2 separate regions of the Homo sapiens genome follow, and region 2 is linked to region 1. Evidence: read pairs that join two places in POLR2A ChIA-PET (ENCODE). Cell type or tissue: PC-3. All regions are shown on one strand.

Region 1 (2,500 bases):
AAAAGGTCTGGGTGAGGCCTGAGGATATTTTTAAAGCTCCCAGGTGATTCTGATGTGCAGCCAGGCCTAAGAACCTTTGATCTTGTCTGAACTCAGAAGGTGGAAAAAATTAGAAATGGAGCCTTCTCAATGTAAGGGACTCCTCTGAATTCTGTACCACACAGTCAATGCTAAGAATAATTGCTCTGGAAAGGATAGCAGAGTGGAAAACAGGCTTCTGTGAGTAACGTGGAAGGAAACCAAAGAAGACCAGGGCTGATGTAACCTGAGAAGGTACTGCAGTCTGGAAAGGTCTTAAAGGAGTCCGCACACTTTTTTTTGTTTGTTTGAGACGGAGTCTTGCTCTGTCACCCAGGCTGGAGTGCAGTGGCGCGATCTCGGCTCACTGCAACTTCTGCCTCCCGGGTTCAAGCGATTCTCCTGCCTCAGCCACCCGAGTAGCTGGGATTACAGGCGCGCGCCACTCCGCCCGGCTAATTTTTTTGTATTTTTCATAGAGACGGGGTTTAGTAGAGACCGTGTTAGCCAGGATGATCTCGATCTCCTGACCTCGTGATCCGCCCGCCTTGGCTTCACAAAGTTCTGGGATTACAGGCGTGAGCCACCGCGCCCGGCCGGAGTCCGCACATTTTCTTAGGCTCCCTGGAGGAGCTTGAAACTCCTCGCTGTGTGTGATGAGCAGCCAGAGGTGTCCCCGGGAGAGTCTGTTTGCCCCCAGGCCACCCATTGGCCTTCACACAGGGCTTTCTTGCCTGCATTTATTGCCAGTTTGGAGTTGGTGAATTTAAAGAATTCCTCCTTTTATTTTTATTTTTTCAACTAATCAAGAAAAAGGGAAGTCTGAAATGCAAGTAGAACACCCACCCTTTCGAACGTTTTATCTTCCGTTCCACCGTCTTCTGACTCGGGAGAGAGCTCTTTAGCCATTTGTCTTTGTTTTCCCACAGTTTGCCAACACCTACGGGTGTGCACAGCACAGGCCAGAGCTGGAAATGCGTCCTTCTTCCCACAGCCAGGAAGGTGTGTGAGTGGTGCTGGGAGCCCAGAGGAAGGGTGATTCACTGGAGGAAGGCGGAGAGGACAAGGACATGCTCTGCTAAAAGGCCTTTCAGGAAATGAAAAGCTCTGCATTTCTCTTTTCTAAACACACACACACACACACACACACACACACACAGACACCCAAAAAAAGAAAAAAGAAAAATGAGCATTCCCCTAATTCTTCTAAAGCGGTTTCTATTCCCAAGAGGATAAAGAGTATTTTAGATGCCAAGCACGGAAGATTTTTTTTTCCTGAAATGGGTGGGTTGGCACTTTCTTTCCTGAGAGCTGAAAAGGCCTCATGCTTTATTCCTCCTCAAATGTCCTTAATCTGCTGTGGCCCCACCATCCTCCCCCTCCATTGTTGAAAGGCAGCAGCTCCTTCCCTCGCTGGGTATTTCCCATGGTAAGTAGGTTCTCCTAGGACTCACCCGAGCCTCAGATTGAGTTCATCCTACTGTGTGTGACTGTGCAGAGGACCTTTAGGCCCCTGTAGGCAGCTCTGATAAGATTATCTGATGTTCTCATTATCAGCTGCACCCACGATCTTTTCTAAGGAGGGGCTCTTTGACCCACCTGATGATGGCAGCAGGGGTGTTGGCATTCCTTTTACATCCCAGTGTGTGTGGGTGTGTGCCTATATTGTAGTTCACACAGCAGAAATAAAATGGGAACACCCACTGTTCAGCTCATTCTATTATTTTAACTCTTGTTGAAAAATAAAACAAACCCCTAAGGAAATAGCGTCTTTGTCCCCACGGAGTTGGATAGCTCCCTAGGTCATCTCCTGACCACAGGATCTTGTCGGAATCATCCCCTACATGTGCTTATCTAGCCTCAGCTTAAAATTCTCCAGGGGAAGGAAACTCCACCCTCCATGAGTCAGAGTCATTGAGAGTTTAATAACCACTTTGATGGTCTGTTGTCAGGACCACCTTTTCCTTGCAGCAGATCAAGGAGCAGAATTAGAGGAGAGCCAGTTCTCTCTGGAGACTCATCTGCAAATTGGAGGAAATCTTATGTGCATCAGAAGATTGTTGTGGAGCTCAAATGAGATCATTCTTTCAACAAATGCCAGTCACTCCCTGGTGTGCAGGACCATCATGCTAGGTCTGGGAACACAGAGATAATTGGGCACTGGCCCTGGCCCTTCAATTCAGTGGTTCAGACTGATGGATAAACATACCGTCTCAGTGCAGTGGCAGACTCCTCTGCTTTGTCTTTGGAGGTCAGCCTGCCAAACTCGGCTGCCCACTTGTGTCCCACACTCTGAGGCGCTGTCTCCACTCACACCAGTTGCCCATCAGCAGCAGGGCCACACCTGGCCTGCTACCTGCTGCCATGCTGCTCCTTCGAGAATCCACCCTTCTCCTCCCCATCACCACTGAGCCTGTCTTGCTCTTTACCTGCACCTGCACTGCTCAGTCTCTTCACATCAGCGGTGCCATTAGCACCTGCA
Region 2 (2,500 bases), 370 kb before region 1:
GGAAATAATGTTGGACTGGAGTTGGAATTCTGGTTCCAAAAGGAGGGGATTGGGGGGCATTTGGGTCTCCTCCTACCTTTCTGCAAGCTCTGAAAATCGTCCATCTCCTCAGGAGAAGCCCACAGAACAAACGATTTCCCAAGCATCAGAGGAGGGCAGACATAACATAACAGAGCAGGGAATCGGGTTAGAACGGGTTATGCTCTGATTTTTTGGAAAATGGGCAAACGGGGCGGGGACTAGGGAGGATTCCGCCAGCCGGGAGTTGGGAGGCCGCGCGCGCCTCTGCGGAGCGTGACGGCCACGGTCGCCTAGCAACGAGCGGGGATGCGCGGGGCGCCTGGGTGGGCGAGGGGTGCTCGCCGCCGCCGCCGCGCGCCCTCGGGCCCCCGGGACCGCGGGAAAACTTCGCGGCTCCTCGGCGCTGGGGCGTCGGCGCCAGGCCCGGCAGACAGAGCAATGCGCCCCGCGGGCTGAGGGCAGAGGATGCGGCCGCGGCCCAGCGCCCGGCCGGGGGAGCCGCGGGGTGGCACGCGGGGAAAGTTGGCGCGCGCCTGACCGCGCCTGGAAGCCGCGCGGTGCCAGGGCCGAGTTGTCCCCCAAGTTTCTGCGGCGATTTGTCACTCCCTGGGGATCTGGCGGTCTGAATCCCGCGGGGCCTCCGGCTCAGGGATTCTGAGCGCTGGGAGAGAGAAGCCCGCGCTTTTCCCGGGGACCTGCGCTTGAGCTGGTGCTTGTGCGGGTTCGTCCTGAATGGTAGCGATTCGAGTTGTTTTCTGCTTTTCTTCTCCCCCAGACAGTGAGTTTGTGGAAGCCTCGCCCGCATCCTACAGCCCAGACGAGTTAGGTAAGTCTGCTCATTTTGTCTTTTATTTCTTGGTCGCAATTCTGCCCGAGAACTGCGAGTTTGGGGGGCGTCCATAGGAACTCAGCTAGGGATGGGGCTGGGGTTGGAGGGCGGAGGGAAAGGGTCAGGGGACACCTGCTGCCTTCGCGGCCGGAACCGGCCTTTCCTCGGCGCTGTGCTTTCGGGGGTGGCAGGGCAAGTGTCCAATGAGCCGTGCGTGTGTGTGTGTGTGCGTGCGTGTGCGTGTGTGTGTGTGTGAGTGCGTGTGTGTGCGTGTTCGTCTGGGGCAGTGGTGCTGCTCCGAGGAGCCTGGCACAGCAAACTTCCAGAGCTGGGGCTTCTGAAACCTGCGCTCATCTTGCCGGGAGGACACAGCGGCGACTGGTTCTGACTTGCCAAGTACCTGGCACGAGAAGGACGTCGTGTGGGTCGTCCTTACCCTGAATTTAATGAAGTCAGGGGCTGAAAACGGCGGTGTAATCATTAAACTGTAAGACCTAGGAGCTGCTTCCCTCCCTGATTTCTATTCCTCAGTTAGCCTGTAGGTGTCTCGAGATAGGACATTCCATCCTCATGCCTGTCATGGTAAGTGGAGATTTGCGATGGGTGAACCGGGACACTCTTGTCAAGAGACAGGCTGAAGAGAGAGTGAAGAGAAGGAAATGCGAATGGGCAGGATCTCTCTAACTCTTCCTGCCACCCATTCTCACTCGGTGGCTTAGTGGCTCTCTTTTTTTTTTCTTCTGCTTTCAAGGTTAGTTTAGCTGCTACTGGTCTGGGCTATCAAGTCTCTCCTTACTGTTCTTTCATCACTAGCCTGAATATCTTGCCTTCCTAAGATGAAATGAAAGGATTTATTTTATGATATATGTTGACAGTAAAGGAGGAGGGGAACTGTCCACAAACAGCGGTTTAAATATGTTTATCCTCAGTAACACACTCAGCTGTGGCACCCTGTCCCTGGTCAGCTTCTTGTGCTGGGAAGAATGTCCTCATCAAGTCCCACAGGACCTGAAGCAAAATTCCACCTCAACAACGACTTTCATTCATTTCTAGGAGCCAAGCGCCCAAAATAGATCTGGATCAAGGTTGGCATTCTGTGGCTGGGAGGAGTACCATGTTTTATTCAGAGGATGTGTTTCTGACAAGTTGCGAGGCAATCACATCTCTATCAGTGGAATTGTAGACTAAATGCATGAGCAAAACTAGCTTTTAAGACATACTGTGGTGAATCATTTTATGAAATGAAAGTGACATCTAAACCATAGCTTTTCATGATGTGATTTATTAAGAGGACAGGTACTCGATGATCTGCTCCACGCATGTATAATTGTATGTTAATGACACCAGCATTGACACTCCACAGTGCGACGAAGCCATTTGGTCCTCTTAAATTGTACATAAACATAAGCAATGGTAGGATGAGCATTGCTTGCTCTGGGAAATCAGACTGTATAACTACTAAATTGTTTGCCTTCACAGAATGATTTGTGCTTCAGGAAGGCCCAGGTATTTGACCCTTTTTCATCTCCATATCTCCCTCTGGGACTTACAGACTGGACTGCCCCCATGAGGCACTGATAAATATGAGTATCCTTTCAAATTAGCAGTAGAAAATAAAAAACAATGTTTTTTTCTCTTCAGCTCCCCTAT

What was found. Peaks named below come from ENCODE experiments on the same cell type or tissue, not always from the same donor. Only the 100,000 strongest peaks of a DNase experiment are listed, where the experiment ranks them.
Region 2: POLR2A ChIA-PET joins it to region 1 with 8 read pairs; 1 of 35 experiments calls an interaction of 5 or more read pairs at or near these places.

The regions. Positions count from the first base shown.
Region 1 is chr11:95,107,351-95,109,850 of GRCh38, forward strand. The region is part of intron 1 of ENDOD1 (endonuclease domain containing 1); the gene reads left to right. Among named protein-coding and RNA genes, the nearest start is that of ENDOD1, 19 kb to the left of the region's middle. RefSeq lists an enhancer at 766-1,965. In PC-3, no CTCF peak of the experiment used is centred here; DNase peaks (open chromatin) are centred at 241 and 1,031; H3K4me3 peaks cover 1,350 bases; H3K27ac peaks cover 1,902 bases.
Region 2 is chr11:94,740,142-94,742,641 of GRCh38, forward strand. It overlaps PIWIL4-AS1 (PIWIL4 antisense RNA 1), which reads right to left and starts at 214. Exons shown (of 5, transcript NR_135093.1): 1 at 77-214. It also overlaps a transcript of AMOTL1 not described here. In PC-3, a CTCF peak has its summit at 1,394; a DNase peak (open chromatin) is centred at 1,390; H3K4me3 peaks cover 2,193 bases; H3K27ac peaks cover 1,002 bases.